Regions from separate parts of the Homo sapiens genome. Here region 2 is linked to region 1. A link is an interaction called in ENCODE POLR2A ChIA-PET data of the cell type or tissue named here. Cell type or tissue: GM12878. All regions are shown on one strand. Each heading gives the region's core, and the rest is flanking DNA. Links, peaks and the distances in the headings are about the cores only. Region 1 overlaps LDAH (lipid droplet associated hydrolase). Region 2 has its middle 88 kb from the start of APOB.

What was found. ChIA-PET counts read pairs that join two places held together with the same protein. Peaks named below come from ENCODE experiments on the same cell type or tissue, not always from the same donor. Only the 100,000 strongest peaks of a DNase experiment are listed, where the experiment ranks them.
Region 2: POLR2A ChIA-PET joins it to region 1 with 6 read pairs; 2 of 35 experiments call an interaction of 5 or more read pairs at or near these places.

Annotation. Positions count from the first base shown.
Region 1 is chr2:20,738,664-20,748,981 of GRCh38, forward strand. It overlaps LDAH (lipid droplet associated hydrolase), which reads right to left. Exons shown (of 7, transcript NM_021925.4): 5 at 1,308-1,542. Among named protein-coding and RNA genes, the nearest start is that of GDF7, 77 kb to the left of the region's middle. In GM12878, for the core only: no CTCF peak of the experiment used is centred there; a DNase peak (open chromatin) is centred at 6,218; H3K27ac peaks cover 327 bases.
Region 2 is chr2:20,950,979-20,961,296 of GRCh38, forward strand. No RefSeq gene overlaps it. Among named protein-coding and RNA genes, the nearest start is that of APOB, 88 kb to the right of the region's middle. In GM12878, for the core only: no CTCF peak of the experiment used is centred there; no DNase peak of the experiment used is centred there; H3K27me3 peaks cover 206 bases.

The DNA of each region.
Region 1 (10,318 bases), core at 1,312-9,311:
TTAGCCCTTGCTTTCCCTCTTCCTATCTCATCTTTTTAAACCACTATGCTAAGGGTATATTAAAGAATGGAAATTGGAGGGAAAATGGAAGGGGGAAAAAATCTATCAATAGGACAAATATACTGAACCTTGTATTTTTGAGGACTGCTTCTTGTTACATATTTAGAAAAACACCTCCCATATGAACTGCAGCTGCACAATTGAACAGGCAGGGCTGTTAACTTGTTTCTAGTTCATTAGGCATGTGACCTTATGGCATTCTTAATACAGCTGAGCATGGAAAACTTTATTCAGGAGTCCTGCTGTTATCATTAACAAGGGCAACAGCACCAGCTATGGTGAAAGGAAATGCAATACAGTGGCAGAATGCCTGGGTTTCAACACTACATACTAGTTGTATAACTTTGGGCAATCATGTAACCTCTTTGTACCTCAGTTGCTTCATCTAAAATGGGGACAATAGCAATACTAAACCTTATTAGTTCTTTTGAGGAACACAGGTAAAAGCTTAGAAAGTGCCATCAGCTACTGCTGCAACTAATTGTTACATCGTTCATTGGAGGTCGGTTATAAATAAAATACTAGATAGAAGCTTTGGATATTTTATCACATTTAACACTAGAATAACCTTTTGAAGTACGGAGTATTGTTATCCCCACATTATAGATTAAGAAACTAGGATTACTTTATTATGAAAGTCATTTATAAATGTAGTATAAAATAGTATGATCTAAAAAGATAGACTACATTTTAAAACAACTTTTGAAGCCAAAAAGTAAAGTCACAAAAACATTTCCTAGCATATTCATAAAAATCAGCAAAGCACCCAGTATTAAAATACATTACCATGACAAATATTTATTACTTCTATGATTTAAATTCTCCCAAAACATTTAAAGGAGGAAAATAAAAACAACCTGTTAACTCTACAAGAATATTAGGCTTTGTGTCCTTGTGCTGTTTTTCGTAAAGTACTCCCACTAAGCTAACAGGCACACCAAGGATTCCTGTAGGGACTCCATATATACTATGTACTATATGCGGAAGAAGTGTTTCTCACTGTGCTGCAGCTAGAGTGAAGAATCAGAAACATAAGGTAAAATTAAAGCTTGATGAGGCTTTTCTAATTTCTTATGAAAAAATTCATTCTATTTCTAATTTTATTTATTTCTAGTTTTAAACTTTTGGAAGAGGAAAAAAAAACTAGTAAATAATTGCTTGCTTGATATTTGTCCACTGTCAGAGAGTATTGTGTAAACATTTTGTGATACAAGAATAAACATACACATTTTAAAATCTGTGCTTACCAAGGCAGAATGGTTCTAATATATTCAATGGTGAAAATTCATTCTCTAGGTTCATTACTTGAAGGCCCCTTCTGATTAGCAAGGACTTGATTGTCTCAGGACACGGTTTCAATAATAAGTAGCCAGTAACATAGAGAACATATCGAAACCAGCACAAAAGTGGAGTGGCAATTCTGCCATTGGGTGACTCAGACATTCGTTCAATTGTTGGAAAGAGCAGAAAGGCACGAATTACCTGCAATAAAGAAGCATACTTTGATGAGAGGTTTTCTTAAAGGATAGGTCCATTACTTATTGTCTCTTCTATATAGTAATGACAAATGAATGGGTTTTAGAATGACTAGAGATCTCTTCAGAGTGAGAAGAACCACCACTCACCACCCTCTCAGCCTATAACTAGGCAAAATCACAGCTCACTGCAGCCTCATCCTGAGTGCAAGTGATCCTCCCACCTCGGCCTCCCAAGTAACTGGGACTACAGGTGTGCACCACCATGCCTGGCTCATTTTTTATATTTTTGTAGAGAGAGGGTCTCCCTGTGTTGCCCAGGCTGGTCTTGATCTCCTGGGATCAAATGATTCTCCTGCCTTGGCCTCCCAAAGTGCTGGGATTACACACGTGACCCACCATGTCCAGGCCCCCTCATTTCTTTTTAATGCTAAAAAATATCCTATCATCTGAATGTACCGTAGTGTATTTATTCATTCACCTACTGAAGGAAATACTGGTTGCTTGTAAGTTTTGGCAATTATGAATAAAGCTGCTATAAATGCCCATGTGCACTAAGTTTTCAACTTCTTTGGGTAGATACCTACGAGCACAATTGCTGGATCACATGGTAAGAATATGTTTAGCTTTGTATGAAATCACCAAACTGTCTTCCAAGGTGGTTGTACTATTTTGATTCCCACCAGTAATGAATGAGAGGTGCTCCATATCCTGCTGTTTCTATATCCTTTTCAGCATTTATTGTCAGTGTTCTGAATTTTGGCCATTCTAACAGGTGTGGCGTTATCTCACTGTCATTTTAATTTACATTTCTTTGATGCCATATGATGTGGAGCATCTTCTCATATGTTTATTTGTCATCTGTATATCTTCTTTGGTGAGGTATCTGTTAAGGTTTTTGGCCCATTTTAAAATAGGTTTTATATTTTTCTTATTTTGAGTTTTCTGAGTTCCTTGTATATTTTGGATTAGTCTTTTATCAGATGTGTCTTTTCAAAGATTTTCTCTCAGTCTATGACTTATCTTTTTATTCTCTTGACCCTGCTTTCTGTAGAAGTTTTTAATTTTAATGAAGTTCAGCTTATCTGTTATTTCTTTCAGGGACTGTACCTTTGGTTTGTATCTAAAAAGTCATCATCATATCCAAGGTCATCTAGGTTTTCTCCTATGTTATCTTCTAGTCATTTTATAGTTGTGTTTCATATTTAGAGCTATAATCCATTTTGAGTTGGTTTTTGTGGTAAGTATAAGGTCTGTGTCTAGATTCATTTTCTTGCACATGGACGTTCAGTTGTTCCAGCATCATTTGTTATAAAGGCTGTTTTTGCTATACTCACTGCACTGTGCAATATATCCCAAAGGAAAAAACGTTATTACTTCTGTCTATTTGAGGCTTTGTACCCTCTAACATTCCTCTCCTCATTCTCCCACTGCCCACCACCCCAGACTCTAGTAACCACCATTCTACTCCCCACTTTATAAGTTCTGTTGTTTCAGATTCCACATATAAGTGAGGACATGCAGTATTTGTCTTCCTGTGTCTGGTTTATTTCACTTACCATAATATTCTCCAGGCCCATCTACATTGTTGCAAATGACAAAACTTCTTTTTTAAGACTGAGCAGTATTCCATTGAGTGCATACACATTTTCTTTATCCATTCATCTGCTGATGGACACTTAGGTTGATTCTGTTAACTTTGCTATTGTGAAGGGTGTTTCAATGGACATGGAGTACATACATCTCTGATATATTAATTTTATTTTATGGCACGATCCTGGCTCATTGCAGCATCCTATAAATTTTGATAAGTTGTGTTTTCATTTTCATTTAGTTCAAAATTATTTCTCAATTTATCTTGGAATTTCTTTTCTAATCCATGTTTAATCTCCATGTATTTTGGGACTTTCCAGTTATCTTTCCTTTATTGGTTTCTAGTAAAATTCCACTGTGGTCTGAGAGCAGGCATTATATAATTTCTATTCTAAATTTGTTAAGGTGTGCTTTATGGACCATAATGTGGTCTATCTTGGTGAATGTTCCACGTGATCTTGAGAAGAATGTGTATTCTGCTCTTGTTGGATGAAGTAGTCTATAGACGTCAATTATATCAAGTTGATTGATGGTGTTGTTGAATTCAACTAGGTCTTTACCCATTTACTGCCTGCTGGATCTGTCCATTTCTGATAAAGGGGTGTTGAAATCTCCAACTATGATAGTGGATGCATATATTTATGCTTGTAGTTCTATCAGTTTTTGCCTCACATAGTTTGATGCTTTGCTGCTAGGCACATGCATGTAAAGGACTGTTATGTCTTCTTGGAGGACTGACCTCTTTATCATTACGTAATTACCTTTTTTATTCTGGATAACTTTCTTTGCTTTGAAAAGTCGGCCTTGTCTGAAATATAGCTACTCCTGTTTTCTTTTGATTAGTGTTAGCTTGGTATATTTTTCTCCATCCATTTACTTTTCATTTACATGTGTCTTTATATTTAAAGTGGGGTTCTTGTAAACAACATACAGTTGAGTCTTGTTTTTTGATCCACTCTAACAATCTTTTAATTAGTGCTTTTCTTTTTCTTTTCTTTTTCCTTTTTTTTTTTTTTTTTTGAGACAGGGTCTCACTCTGTCACAGCAGCCTTGACCTCCCAGGCTCAAGGAGATCCTCCCACTTCAGCCTTCTGAGTAGCTGGGGCTACAGGCACACACCACCACGCCTGGCTAATTTTTCAAATTTTTTGTAGAGATGGTCTGTCTCCCTATGTTGTGCAGGCTGGTCTCAAACTCCTGGGCCCAAGTGATCTTCCTGCCTCAGCCTGCCAAAGTGCTGGGATTACAGGTGTGAGCCACCACACCAGGCCTATTTGGTGCACTTAGACCACTGATGTTCAAAGTGATTACTGGTAGTTAAATTAATATAGACCACATTTGTCATTATTTTCTATTTTCATCTTCCACATATTTTCTGCCTTTTGTGGTTTTAATTGAGCATTTTATGTGATTCCATTTTCTCTCCTTTCTTAGCATGTCAGTTATACTTAAAAAAAAAAAATTCTTCTAGTGGTTGCCCTAGATTTTGCAATATCCATTTACAACTAGTCCAAGTCCACTTTTTTTTTTTTTTTTATTATACTTTAAGTTTTAGGGTACATGTGCACATTGTGCAGGTTAGTTACATATGTATACATGTGCCATGCTGGTGCGCTGCACCCCCAAGTCCACTTTTAAATAACACTATACCACTTTATAAGTAGTGTATCATACAAAAACAAAATAATCCTAAGTCTTCCCTCCTGCTCCTTGTGTTGTTGTCATTCATTTCACTTATATGTAAGCATACATATAACATATAAACATACAAAATCGAAAGCACTGTTGCTATTATTATTTTGAACAAACTTATCAGTTAGATCAATTAAGAATAAGAAAAATGAACATTTTAGTCTTTGTTTATTCCCTCTCTGATGCTCTTCTTTTCTTTATGGAGATCTGAGTTTCAAACCCCTATTATTTTCTTTCTGAGTTTCCTGGATCTGAAGTTTGATGTCTGACATTAATTTAAGAAATGTCTCTGTCATTATTGTTTGAAATATTTCTTGTTTCTTTCTCTCGTTCTTTTCCATCTAGTATTCCCCTTATGCATATGTTTCACCTTTTGTAGTTGTCCTGCAGTCCTTATTCTTTTTTTTTCTTTTCCCAGTCTTTTTCTTTGCTTTCCAATTTTGGAGGTTTATGTTGAGACATTCTCAGGCTCAGAGACTCTTTCTTCAGCCATGTTCAATCTACTGATAAGCCCATCAAAGCCATTTTTATTTTACGGTGTTTTTACTCTCTAGCATTTCTCTTTGCTTTTTCCTTAGGATTTCCATCTCTCTTCTTACATTGTCTACCTATTCTTGAATGATGCCTTCTTTATCTGTTATAGCCATTAGTATATTAATCATAGTGGATTTAAATTCCTCATCTGATAATTCCAGAATCCCTATCTGTCTGGGTCTGAAGCTTGCTCTATTCTCCTCAGATTTTTTTTTTTTTTTTTTTGCCTTTTGGTATGCCTGGTAATTTTTTCTTGGTAGCTGGACATGATGTACCAGGTAAAAGGAACTTTTATAAATCAGCTTTTAGCAATGTAGCAGTTAGGTGGGGGAAAGGGGAGGGGAGACATTCTATCATCCTATGATTAAGTCTCAGTCTTTTAGTAAGCATATGCCTCTGGTGTACAAACTTCTAAGTGTTTCCTCAGTATTCTTCTCCCCTCTTTGGTAGGACAGGATGGCTAGAGTTGTCTGGAGTTTAGTATTTCCCTTCTCTGATGCAGAAGGTTAGAGCTGACAAGAGTTAGGTATTTCCCTTCCCTTGGGTCAGGCTCTAATAATACCCCAGCAGGTTAGGATTTAGCTAACTAATTTCTCCTGGGGGCAGACCTTGTTAAGAAGAGCACAGTGCTCTGGCATATTTCAAAATGGTTCATTTCACCTTCCCCCTGCCAGAAGCACATAGGGATTTTTCTGCAATATTTACTTGGAGAATCTAATTGAGCTCATGTAGGTAAGTCTAACAAAATTGTGGTGTTTCCCCATGAGTGGGTCCTCCTGGAGTTTAAAACTTTCAGAGTTGTTCATACTGAACCTCCTATAATTCATCAATTACAGCTCAGGTTTTTCTACCATGGCACTGCTTCCTGTGGGGGTTTCTGTTTGTGACTGCATGCTCTAGTAACTTGTGGCTCTCGGTATTTGCCAGTCTGTCTCTCTAGTCTTTTGGGGACAGTGGTTTTCCCTGTGTCCTCCCCTATCCTGGGTCCGATAAGAATTGATTTCTCAGTTTGCTTAGCTTTTTACTTGTTAGGGTTGGAGTGGCAACTTCTAAGCTCCCTACATGTGGAACTGGAAACCAGAAGTCCTAATAATATTTCTGTATATGTCTTTTGGTGCATGTATGCATGTACTTCTGTTGGCTGTATCACTTCAAAGTAGAAACACTGGGTCATATAGTAGGCATATATTCATCTTTAGTAGATAATTACAAAGAGTTTTCCAAAGTAGTTCTACTAATGCTCTTGCAACAGTGTACAAGGCACACAAAGATTTCTATTTCTCCATATCCTTATCAACACTTGTTACATTTTGTTTTTCTAATAGACATCTTAACAGGTGTTAGGTGATATATCATTGTGGTTTTGATTTGCATTTCTCTGATAATTAGTGATGTTGAGCACCTTTTCATATACCTGTTGGTCATTTGCATTTTTTTTGAAGAAATGTCTATTCAAGTCCTTTGCCCATTTTTAAATTTCTAAGACAGTAGAATAGATTTCAAGTGTTCTTATCACAACAAAAGATAAGCATGTAAGGTACTGCATAAGTTACTTAGCTTGATTTAGTCATTCCACAATATATGCTTATTTCCAAACATCATATTGTACCAATCTATATACTTTCTATTTGTCAAATAAAAATATATATTAAAAAATAAGATATAATTGAGGCTAATAACTAATCAAGTAAATGACTGAGCATATGTATGTTAATTAGCTGTAATACATGATTTATAATAAATGATCATAACAATTTAAGCAATAAATAATAATTGAATCAAATATGTATGATGGTAGTAAGTCACAAGTCCTATGACGGGGCAGATAAAATAATAAAAGAGGACTAGAAATTGCTAGGGGTGGTGGGATAGTTTTAAATAGGGTGTTCAGGAAAGGCTTTGATGAAAGGTGACATTTGTGCAAAGGCAGTTAGGGGGTGAGCTAAGAGATGCTTGGAAAAATAAATTTTGTGGGGAGAGGGAAGAGCATGTGCAGAGGCCATAGAAAGCTAAAGTGGTGTGTTTGAGTAAGAGCCAGGTGAACAGTATTGCTGGAGCAGAGTACTTGAAGAAGAGAGCAGTTCAAGTGTTTACTAAAATGTCCTCAATGATTTAAAGAATATAAATGATTAATTCAGTTAATACCAAACTAGAAGAATGTACCACACAGATTCCAGACTGGTTATGTAACCCATAGTACATAAGGAACTTCAGATTGATCAAATCAGCTGGCAGAAACAGGAAACAATCCATTACTTTTATAAACGATCCTTTACTGTGACCCATGTTAAGCAAAACTGCATGTAAGGGAAACTCTAAAAATATATAAGCAACCACAGGGTTATATTTGATTGATCTATATCAATAACAAATTGAGAATTAAAATGCAGTCTGAAATAATGGGAATGGACCAAAACAATAAGGAAGTTCTAATATGTACATTGAATGCGTCACTGCCTTGTAAAAATATAAGAAGACCAAAGACCTTATCACAACTAATACTTAGTTGATGAGACTGGTTTTCCTCTCTTGCCTTTGGAGAACAACAATTATTACCTGCTGGGTGACACTTTTCCTAGATATTGTAATGATAATTTCAATGAAATTTGCAGTCCAAATTTGATAAATCACAGTAATAAAAATTTTTCATTCTTCATATTGGTAAAAAAAAAAATCACCTAAGTCAAGGAAGTATGCCTAATTTGATAACACAGCTGTGTGGTGAAGGTTTCCAAATCTGTGTACACGACCAAACATTTTCTTATGTTACTATCTCATTAAAAAAAGAACTCCCATGTTAGCCAATTCATTCTATCCTAAGAAAACATTTTCGCATATTTCACATTCTCTTCTGTTATCTACCAGAATGAACTTTTGATAATGAAGCACAACCGTGTTTTCTTGAACAGTACAGGAAGGTAAATATGCACACTGGGAATTTTTATACTGGATACATTTGCAGGGGTTAGAGGAAAGTATTTTGATGCTTATTTTTCTTGAATTTATTATTATTGTTGTAATCATTTTTTAGAAAAGGAGCTAAGAAACAATTTGAGGTATGGCCACAAGGTAAGAAGTATGGTGCTTAGGTGTGGATTGTGCACAACCTGTTTCATTAAATAGGCTTTAAAAAAACAGTAAATCTTCAAAATCCTTGAAAGACTTCACCTGTTTATATAGCTTATTACAGATGCATCCATTTTTCTGGGAGAGCAGCAATGGTGCCTATGTGTTATGACTAAGTGAAGCTGCGACAAATAGTACTTCAACATCTTCAAAAAAACATTATCACTGCCACCCTGCCTATTTGTTTATTAGTTTAACCCACCCAATGTATTTATGGCAGGGTGCTTCTCCACCGTACAAGCAGAAAACAAACAAAAAAATAGCACACAGTTTCTCTTTTTATGTGACTGCAATATTTGTAAGGCATGTCTTAGCCAACATGCAATGTCAACCAGACAGCCTTCAAAGATAAACTTGCTAGCTGTCAAAACATAGGTCTAGAAGTAATCCTAGTTTAGTTTATCTCCTCTTCCCATAAGGCCATGTGTTCTTCTCCTTAGGATCACACTGGAAACACAAGCTTAGTAAGCTTATTTACTAAGTATGCAGTTTATAAACTGCAAATGCCATTATATTTTAATCAAGAGTTTGCTTTTTGAGATTTTCTACTCTGTCTTAAAAACTTCATATGTCAGAAAGATAAGAATATGCCTCGCAGGGAAGTACTTGGATTAACAGTAGTAGTGATAGCTTACTATTTTCTAGGTACTACACTTATGCACTTTATATATATTGTTTCATTTAATACACATAAAAACCTTATGAAGTTCCCTCATTCCACTGAAGAGAAAACTGAGGTTCAGCCACAAAGTGACAGAGATATGAATTAAAGCAGGATGATTTCTGAATCCATGCCATTAACCTTTATATATACTATATATTTACGTACAAAATAAGTTATTTGTAATTGTTATTGTTTGGAGGCAATTTTCTTATGGTTGAACCAATTACTACTATTATTGTTAGATATGGGCTAATCTTTACAAGTGTCTCAAATCATTTAGCTCCAGAAATAATTAAATCCATATCCTAAGAAGTAAAGCATGAGATCTTTCAACTACTGATTACTGAAACAAAATTATGCCATTTTAGTATGTTTCAGTTAAGATGGTACTCAAGAAACTAACCACTTTTGCCATTTTCCATTCATGTGAATTATATTCAGACCTCTGGGGCAGAGATTTTTCTACACTTTAATTACCTGAATGTGAAAAAAAAAGCCATTTAATACTTTTAATCTTCATGTCACGGTTGTTAATAATAAGGAATGTTTGCATATTTGCAGAGGTCTTTACATAACTTATAACTGCACAAACACCTGAAACTTAGCTTCAATATCTTCCTATAGCCCATTCTTCTCAAGCTTTTATCATTTTATATTCTCTGCACTTATTTTATTTTGGATGCAAAATGCTGTTCTCCTCAGCTTGAAATCTTGTGGAAACCACTTCGTTTTGGGCTCTTCTGATTTAGAATCACTGACAGCTCATTCAGAAAACAATGATGCTCACAGGCTCACTGCAAATTATTCTTTACCTGCTGCTCTGCAGTACAACTATCTCTTAGGAAGCACCTGTTATTTTGAATTAAACAGTGTTCTCCAGGTAGCCTCAGAATTCAGTGAATAGTGAATAGCAAACCTTAAGGTCTATAGCTACAAAATTCTCACATGACTACTATGGCCTTTGGCAATAACAGGCCTTTCTCATGGTTCCTAGAGGTAAAGCTACACAGAATGTGATAGGATGGCTCTGCTGATCAAGAAACTGCTACTTGGCATAAAGTTGGAGCTGGAGTGCTATGTATGGGTCAGGAAGCACACACACACCCCACCACTATCTTTGGCAATGGCACTGGGACTGTTCTAAGTTAAAAACCCCAATATTTAAAAGCGCAGG
Region 2 (10,318 bases), core at 1,335-9,334, 210 kb after region 1:
TCTGTATCTTTGGGCCAGCTGCTTCTTCGGCTTATGCCTCAGTTTTTCTATCCAGAAAAATGGGGTGATACCTGCCATGCTAACATCAGAGAGCTCTTGTAAGAACAAGGCATTTTGTGCTGAGGTCACGGTGAGCCAGCCCTGCAGAGAGAGCTCAAGACTTCTGGGCTGAGGCTGAGGGATGGAGGCTTGGGAGCTCCTAGCTCGCATGCTTGGTGCCTCTGCATGAGGCATGCCTGGTGCGTGTCTGTGTGTAGTGTATGATGTGGTGGAACCAGGCCCTGGGGACATCCAACCTAGTGTGGCTCCAGGCATGTGTCTTGGATTACTGAGCCTCAGTGGGTGAGCAGATGACAGAATCCTGCTTTAGAGAATATGAAGAGGATTTGAATGCTTAATAGGAAAAGAATGGACCAAACATGCTACAAGAAATCTACAAAATGTCACTGGCATCGGCTGGCCTTCTCCCTCTCATGTGTGTTGACAGGGCTTTGTAAATAGTCTGACTAAGCCCTGTTCTCTTGTGACCTAGAAATTCACAATTTGGGTTTAGGTTTGCTCCTGGGACTTAACGTGTTGGTCGGTTGTGGAGAGAAACAAAGGGGACATGGAATAGTTTCTTGGACTCACATCAGAAAAACCCTGTAAACAGCTCGTTGGCCTTCAAGAGCCCCCGTTCTGCACACACCAGCAAAAGTGCCCACTTGGAGGTCTGAAGCACCTGATGCTTTATGTCCTGTGGGTTCCCAATCAGCCCATCAAACAGCCTGTAATCAGGGCTGAGGGTGAAACTCCAAAGCCCTAGGAGATGTCACCCACCCCACCTGGGACACGTAAGTCCACTCTTTAAAAGCCCAGTCCGTTCTTTGCCTCTCAAAAGCAGTCATTCACCATCAAACCCTAAAAGATGCCTCTCAAAAGCAGTCATTCAACATCAAACCCTAAAACACTGGGTAGAAATGGAGGCCTTCAGTAGCAACCTTTACATTTATTAGGCTTGTGCAAAGTAATTGTGGTTTTTGCTGTTAAAAGTGATGGCAAAAACTATAGTTACTTTTGCACCAACCCAATATGAACCACGCTAATCTCAAACTCTATTTTATATCAACTCTTTCCCCTGCAAAATGCTAGTTTAGCTCCTATTTGCTGATACCTCCAGGTGTTTTTGGCACTCTTCATCCAGTTTACTCCCTCCACCCCCATATCTATCAGAACTTAAAGCTCAAAGGTTGAGGTGACACTAAGGGTTAAAGGCCAGCTGTCATCGTCTGCCATGGCCCCAAACAGTGTGTGAGGCTTGCAGGTTAGGATCCCTCCGTGCCCAAAGCTCCCCCCATGCCCCCAGGCACTGTCGCCTAGGGAGAAGCCAGATCTCTGACCCACAGATGCCCTTGCTTTCTGTTTCACCACCTGCTTCCCCCTGGCCCATTTGCTGAGGACTGTGGGCTTCTGCATTTCAAGGGGAAATGGAGGGGGGTCCCCTAGCCTGGCCCCTTAGTCTGGAAAGAAATGGACAAAATTCCATTTTAGCTATAAAGCTGAGAAAGAAAGGTATGTGCTCAAGACACATTTTTGGGGACAGGAAATTTCCCAAATCATTCACTTTTCCCTATAAAAACACACTAAAGCAGTAGTATAGCTATTTACTTACACGAATTAACGTGACATTATTCAAAATGACTATGAGTTTGAGCTTACAACATTTAGGATCTGAAAAAATAATCCCCTTCCCCCTAGATAAGCATGACATATACTCCACAGTAAGAGTACAGGACGAGAGAATCTGGGGACTGGAAGCAATCTTTGAGTTTATTTTATAGATGAGGAAACTGAGGCCCAAGGTGGGGTACTGTTTGGCCGTAGCCAGAATGCAAACTCATGATCTGGTGCCCGCAGGGCGCCAGGCTCTTCTGGGGCAGTCTTGCTGTGTTTGAGGAGGGCTCACACATGAAATTGTCTGGGCAGTCACTGTCTTCCATTTGAACACTGCAAGTGGTTTGGTCACAGACTGCCAGGGGGTAATGAGGACCCAAGGATTTGCTGTTTCCTTAGATTTCTGGGCCACTTGGGGCACTCAGCCATTGGCTTGATCATGGTAGAGAAAAGCTTGTGCTCACAAGCAGGGTACTTTTTTAGATGTAGTTTTTCAAAGAACAAGAGAGAAGATGGGTCCCACTAGGAAGCAAAAGCTCCGTAAATTTCTGACATTTGAGCCTTTGTGGATGAACCCCAGCAAATGGCAATGCACACTGGCTAAGGAAAGGGCATGTGGTTGTGAAGCAGCTGAGGAGGCAGTAGGCTGTTCCTGCCAACCAGGAAGCTGCCCAGAAGTGGCCGAGAAAGGCCAGAAGGAGGAAAGCCCCGTGAGGGAAGCGGGAGTGGCTCTCCTCTACTCAGGTGCCTCGGGGCCAGGCTTGTCCCCAGAGCATCAGCCAGTTCCCAGCAGCGTGTGTGCTGTGTGTGTGTGTGTTTGTAATATTTGTGGTGTGTGTGTGTATGTGTGCATGTGGTATATCACGTGTGTAGTGTGTTTATGTGGTGTGTGTACGTGTGTGTAATGTACGGGTGTACTGTGTATGTATGTGTGTATGGTGTATGGTGTCTGTGTGGCATGTATGGTGTGTGTGTGATGTGTGTGTGTGGTGTGGTGTGTTCATGTGTGTTTTCTGTCTGCATGGTATCTTTGTGTGTGTATGTGGTGTAGGGTATGTGTGGTGTATTTGTGTGTGGTGTGTGGTGTTTGTGTATGCGTGGTGTGTCTGTGTATGTGTATGTGGTATGTGGTGTGATTTGTGTGTGTGTGTGAGATATGTGATGTGTGTGATGTGTGTGTCTGATATGTGGTGCGGTGTGTAGTGTGGCATGTGGTGTGTTTGTATGTGGTATATATCGTGTANGTGTACAGGTGTGTTTGTGTGTGTGTGGTGTGATTTGTGTGTGGTTGCTGTTTGCGTGTGGGGTATGTGTGTGGGGTGTGTGTGTGGGGGGGTGTTGGGATGTAGGGTGTATGGATGTAGGTATGTGTGTATGTAGTGTGTGTGCAATGTGTGGTGTGGTGTGTGTGGAATGTGTGGTGTGGTGTGTGGTGTGTATGTGTGTGGTGTGTATGTTGTGTGTGTGCATGTGTGTGGTGTGTGTGTGGTGTGTATGTGTGTGGTGTGTGTGTGGGGGTGTGTGTATGTGTTTGTGTTGGGTGTATGTGGTGTATGTGGTGCGTGTACGTGTGTGTATGTATGCATGTGTGTGTGTGTATGTGGTGTGGTGTGTGTGTGTGTTTGGTGTCTGGGTGGTGTCTTTGTGTGTGTGTGGTGTGTGTATGTGTGTTGGGGGGGTGTATGGGTGTGGGGTGTGTATTAGTCCTTTTTCATGCTGCTGATAAACACATACCAGAAACTGAGCAATTTACAAAAGTAAGAGGTTTAATTGGACTTATAGTTCCACGTGGCTGGGGAAGCCTCACAATCATGGTGGAAGGCAAGGAGGAGAAAGTCCCATCTTACATGGATGGCAGCAGGCAAGGAGAGAATGAGGAAGACGCAAAAGTGGAAACCCCTGATAAAACCATCAGATCTTGTGAGACTTATTCACCATCACAAGAACAGTATGGAGGAAACTGCCCCCATGATTCAAGTTTCTCCCACCAGGTCCCTCCCACAACATGTGGGAATTATGGGAGTACAATTCAGGATGAGATTTGGGTGGGGACAGAGAGCCAAACCTTATCAGTGTGTGCGTGTGTGATGCATATGTGGCATGTTTGTATGTGTGTGTGGTGTGGTGTGTTTGTGTTTGTGTGTATGTGTAGATATTTGTGTATGTGTTTGTGTGGGGTGTGCATGTGTGTGTGGTACTGTGTGTGGGGTGTACGTGGTGCATGTGTGTGTACGTGTGTATATGTATGTGTGCGTGTAGTGTGTGTGTGTGTGTATATGTGTGTGTATATATGTGTGTGATGTGTGTGGGGTGTGTTGGTACAGGGCAAGAAGACTTCCCTTGGCAATGGAGGGCACAGGACATTTTGATGGGACCATTTTGACACACAGACATGTGGCAGTGGCATTAAGAAAACACCAGGAAATGCATAGCCTTTCTTTTATTTTCTTTTCTTTTTCTAAATTCCTAAGGAATGTGTGTAACTGTGCTCATCGGCACCCTTGCTCAGACACAGGTGAGGCGAGGCTTGGGGCCTAGGTAATAAACAGGGGTTGTTAGTCATATACGTTAATTGATAAAAACAAAACAAAAAAGACAGTAGAAAAATGGAGTTGTGATATATTGGAAGGGACTCCATCCAAAAGCCAGCAGTCACAAACTGCCGCATCTAAGTCTCTAGCTTCAGGCCTCAGCTTGCCGGCAGCTCTGGGGAAGTCCAGTTGAGAGGCTGCACGCAGCCCAACAGCCCTCCCGGGCCTGTTACCAACAGGCAGGTGCCCAGCGGCAGGGCTCTCACCTCCCTGCTCAGACCTCTGCACCCCACTCACCCCCGTTAAGCCCTTGTTCCTTTACCACAGGACTCCATCTTCTGATTGGTTGATCACTGGGGGATTCAAGGGAGGCTGCGAGTTGGAAAGGCAGTTGTGGGGAAGACTTTGGACAGGCAGGTCAGCCTGAGTGTCTGAGGCTACTGTGGTGGTTAACCCTTCCTCTGCTGGCTGTAGGGCCACACAGGTCTGATCCCTGGGTTCCATTTGTCCAAAATCAGCACTAGTGATATGTCCTGGGCCTTCAGCTGATTCTGAATCTTGCAGATGCCTGAGAATGACTGCCTCTAGGGATGTGTCCTCATGGCCTGGCTGGGCTTGGGCCCCTGGAACTGGACAACAGAGGTCTTTATCTCAGGAAGGACTGCATTTGGGTAAAGTGATTGAGTCAGAGCAACAGGGCCTCAGATCAGCCTTGAGGCACTGGGAGTGCGTTAGTCCCCCTCCTAAGCATCCTAGGTCTTTGCTTTGGACTTGGCATACGCTTAAAGAGCAGGAGAGGGCATCCTGGGCACCAATCCCGGACTGCTGCTGCTGTTCCACTCCTTGGAGCTCCCTCATTCACTGGAACCATAAACCTGCCCAGAGACACATTGAGGAACGAGGAGGTTGGCACCAGCCAGAGCTGTCCAGGCTGGGGGACTGGCAGGCCGGGCAGGCCAGAGTGCCTGCGTGCAATAGGGGCCTCATTCATAGCTGCTGAATGGAAGAGAGTTGGTGAGGCAGCAGAGGGGCTTCCCTGGATTCTAGCGAGCTCTGCTCAGGCACCAGGCTACCCTGTGTCTGGAGGCCTGGCCTGCTGAAACGTACTCTTGCCCAGAAGCTGCTGTCTAAACTTCTCTGTCAGGGCACCAACTCCAGTGCCATCACCTGACACATAAAGATTTGATTGTATTGCTCCTCATTCAAAAATCATTACAGGGTCCCCGTTAGCTTCAACAGTGTTTCCTGGAGTAAATGCTAAGGGATGTTTGTCCCATGAGATGTTCCTTAACAGTTGGCTTCAGTGGGTGTGATTCCCTCTTGAGGATGCAACCCAAGGGCTCTGTGGAGCCTGCAGGGGCAGAATGGGTTTCCCAAGCTTGACCATGGGACACTAGCGCCCTGTCTTTTCTTCTCTTAACTCCTATTGCATATGGCAGAGTATGGGGCATAGTTTGGTAACAGTAACCCATAGCATAAAAGCCAAAGTGGTCTTGCATTCAATAGATTATAAAATCTGGTCTCAATCTAAGGTTCTCCCCATCTCACCCCCTGCATTGCTCCTCCTTCCTATGCCCCATGGATTCCCTTCCTTGGGCATGCTGTGTGTCATGGACTGAATTGTGTCTTCCTAAATTCACATGTTGAAGCCCCTAGTCCACCAGAATGTGACTGTATTTGGAGACAGGGCCTTTAAAGAGGTGATTAAGTTAAAATGAGGCCGTTAGGGTGGGCTCTAATCCAATATGATTGATGTCCTTATAAGAAGAGCCAGTTAGGACAAAAAATGAGGCAAGAGATATGCATGTACACTGAGGAAAGACCATGGGAGGATGCAGAAGAAGGTGTCAATCTGCAAGCCAAGGACAGAGGAACCAGCTCTGCAAGACCTTGATCTTGGGCTTCCAGACTTCAAAACTGGAAGTTTCTGTTGTTTAAACCCCCCAGTCTGCAGTACTCTGTGATGGCAGCCAGTGCTGATTGAGCCCCTGTGCCACCCACTGCCCCACAGGGGTACCCTAGAACCCAAAGTGTTCCATCCCATAATATGCTTATGCTCCCTTCCTCCTGGGATGCTGTGCTCTGCCACCATATTTCTCTTTGCAAAAACCAAGCAAAACCAACATAAAATAAAATATAATTCCACCTGTCTTTTAAGGCCTCACTCAAATGCCTCGTCATCCAACGAGCTCTCCCTGGTCTGTTCAGCTGAAGGGAGTCCCTCTCTGTGCCTGCGGAAGGTCAGCTCACGCGTTTCCCACTGCCCTCTGTTATGTGGAATTGTGCACAGTGACTCCTGCCACCACACTGTTGGATTTCTTGAGGCAGAACTCATCTATGTCTCAGTTCCTGGCATGGTGCCTGCCACTGAAGAGGTGCTCAATAATTATGTTCTGGACGCCATTAAAACTATGCCTCTGCAGTGCCTCGTGCCTGCCTGGTATCTTCCAGCTTTTGTGATGCCAGGACCCAGAGTGCAGTCTCCACACTGGCTCAGGGAGCTGTGGAGGGGGGAGCTTCTGAGATGGGCCTTGAAGGGTACAGAAGAGGTGAAGTCACTTCTCGGTGACAGCGAGGAGCAGAGAGCTGCCTTATCTGAGTTTCCATGTAACTGCACGTATGTTTGACCTGAACACACAGGAACTCTGGGCCTTGCACATGGAGACAGGCAGTCCGCCAGCAATATGGGGCTCCTGGCTCTGTTCTCTAGGGAAGTTTCTTCCGGCAACCCCACTGGAGCTGGGAGGCGCAGGCGACCGAGCACCAGATCGAAGCTGGAACCTCCTTCTGGAGGCCTGGGCTGGGTCAGTGTGTGTGTTGTGCCGCCAGCACCTGAGTGGCACCCGTCCCCTCACATGGGGTTTGTCAAGCGTCTCTGCATCCCTGGCCTCGGGAAGAAGGGCCCCGGTGGGAGCGGGAGCGTTGACACCCTCCCCTCTGATCTGAACACAGGTTTCTAATTTCCCAGTAATTTGCCCTTTCTCCCTCTTCCCAGTTGGCTTCCCTGTCACTTCATTTCCTGCCGTATTCTCATCTTACAGCAAAGGTGAAGAGAGTTGACCTCTCCTTGCCCCAAAGCGGAATAAAATCCAGAACAGATTTTTGTGAATAAAAATAGGCTTGAATACCCACAGCCAGCCACCTTGGGCTCCGCTCAGCCCATCTGGCCTGTGGAGTTCTCTCCCCACCCGGCCAGCCCACAGGGCAGAGCTGCGGAGGGTGGGCCGGTGGCCAGCCAGAGCCAGAGCAGGCCCAGCCGGGGGCTGTTGGACAACTTTATCCTCTCACATGGGGGACGGCTGCCTTTTCCAGTGGACTAGGGAGGAAAGATTGAAATGTCAGCACCTGGTGGGAAAAAAACAATTTCTGTTTAGAACATTTGGGAAAATTCCAAGAGGGATGCAACTGATCCCCCTCCCCCTCCTAGTATTTTCAAAGGGATTGTGGCTTCAGAGCTAGACAGACCCCAGGTCCGGTTCTTGCTCTTTTGTGGTCAGCTGTATTATCTAAGGTAAGAAACTTCATCTCTATGAACCTTAGTTTCGTCATCTGCAAAATGGAGATAAGGATGTAGATTCTGCAGGTAGGCTGGGAGGATACATGAGCAAGACAATCACAGGTGTTCAGCGCAGGGTCTATCTATGTGTCCTTCCTCCCATTCAGGTTTCAGCTTAAACGCCAGAGGGGTGTGATGCCCCCTCTAAATGCAGTGGCCAGTTCTGGTCCATCAGAGCGCCCTCTATTCCCTTTCCATGGTGGGATGTTTTCTTATTTCTTGTTTATGTGTGCTGTCTGGCTATGCGTGCTGTCTGGCTCCCGGTCCTAGCAGGAAAGACTGCCAGAGCAGGAACACTGCATTGGGGCACCCTATGATGCTGGCAGAGAGAGGGCACTCAAGAAAGATTTATTTAAAAAGTGGGTGCAGAAATTACAGCTATTATTTTTATTGTGTCAGGGTAACTTTTTCAACATATGATTTGGTGTTTTTACCTTTCCCTGTATTTTCCCAGTTTCCCATCCTTTTTCAAGCAGTTAGAGGCCCTGGGCATCCTTATCTCAGGGGGTGTTTGTGGTTAGCTTAAAAACAAAAGTTGCTGCAAGATACACTTTCCTTCCTGGATTTTATTCCCAAAGAGTCTGAAACTATTGAAAAGATAGTGCTGGTTGTCTGGAAGGTTTGAGGAGAGAAAGAAAATGAGAGAGAAGGAGACAGATTTTGGAAGAAACATGAAGACAGAGGGACTTCCCATCTTCCTTCTCCTTTAATCCAAAAAAAGATTTCTGGCAGTGGGTGGGGCAGGAGGATGGTCCGAGGGTTCTGTGAGCAGCAGCGGATGCCCACATACCCATGAGACAGCATCCTGAGAAGGTAGCCAACATGCAGAGGAGGTGGGGACCGCGCACTGGGCTTCCCTAGGGGTGAGAGTGGCACCAGAACAGCAGAATGGCCTGGTGTGATGGGCATGTGGGCAGGGCCAGCTAGGGCTGCTGACCGACAGGCCTCCCTGGCACCCTGATGCTGCTTACAACCCTGGAGAAGGCACAGCTCTAGAATGACGGAAGCTCAATCAGGGCTCAGAGTCAGAACTGAGTTCCACTCTCTGCTCTGCTTTATTTATTCAGAGTCTTCGATGATGTGCCCTGGGCTGGTGTTTGGAGAAAGGCAAGTGTGGGTATGAGCAGCAGCATTGCAGGTTCCGGACACCCCGGAGGCACAGCACCCCTGTACCTACCATCACTCCTGGGCTCAGCTTGGCACTGCTCAGCCAGGACTTCACACCTGTGATGATCAGAGGGCACTATGTATCAGGTGTACATTCCCCATCCCCCTACAAAAAGGTAGTAATTCTTTGTTTTTCTACAGCACTACTAAATCTAGTAGAAGGACTCTTTTTACCACAGTTGATGTCTAATATCTGTTGCTTTTCGCGGCTCCCTGTCCCTCACTGTCATATGAGAACCTCAGGGCTTTGTGATTCAGGAGAAGTGTGGAAGAGGCCACAGCTGCAGATGTGAATGGTGCACAGCTGTGGTTTCTTGCCCAGGCCATGTGGTTCATTAGAAGGCAGCTGGCTCCACTGTCAGCCTTGTTCCTACTCTGCCGAGCTCTGCAAGGGGTACTTCCAGGGTAGGCTCAGCCCTGATGCTCCTAGCCACATCTCCGTGGCACCTCTGGCAGGTCCAACTGCTCTCCAACTCTGTGTGCAAATGGGATAGGGACCCCTTCCACCCTCCAGCCTCAGGATCCCACTCCCTGGAGGCAGACCTCTTCTCTTTGTCCCTTAAAGAACCAGCTTCCAATTCCTTCCCAGCTAGGACAGAACCAGACAATTCTTCCTATGGCCTTGGTTTTCCAAGAGAAGGTCACCTTTGTCTCACCTGGTGATGTCTCCCCTGAAGCACAGAAGAGAATCACGAGTACTTGTTTCAAAGAAAATGACCAAAATCTGTCTTAGCTTCCCATCGCTGCTATAACAAGTCACCACAATTTGCTGGCTTCAAAAAACACACATGGATCTTACAGTTCTGTAGAAGTTTGACATGGGCTTCACTGGGCTAAAAGTAAGGTGTTGGCAAGGCTGTATTCCTTTCTAGGACTGATGTAATTCAACTCTGTGTCCCCACCCAAATCTCACATTGAACTGTCTGTGTCACCACCCAAATCTCACATTGAACTGTCTGTGTCACCACCCAAATCTCACATTGAACTGTAATTCTCAATGTTGCAGAAGGGGCCTGGTGCGAGGTGATTGGGCCATGGGGGCAGACTTCCCCCTTGCTGTTCTTGTGATAGTGAGTGAGTTCTTACAAGATCTGGTTGTTTAAAAGTGTGTAGCCACCTTGCACCTCGATCTCTCTTGCTTCTTCTCTGGCTGTGTAAGATGTGCCTGTTTCCCCTTCACTTTACGCCATGATTGTAAGTTTCCTGAGGCCTCCCCAGCCATGCTTCCTGTGCAGCCTGAGGAACTGTGAATCAATTGAAGCTCTTTTCTTTATAAATCACCCAGTCTCAGGTAGTTCTTTACAGCAATGCGAGAACAAGCTAATACAGGGATGAATTCATTCCCTTCCCTTTTTCACCTTCAAGTGCCTGTATTCCTGGGGCCCCGGCCCCTTCCTTCTTTTTTGAAGCC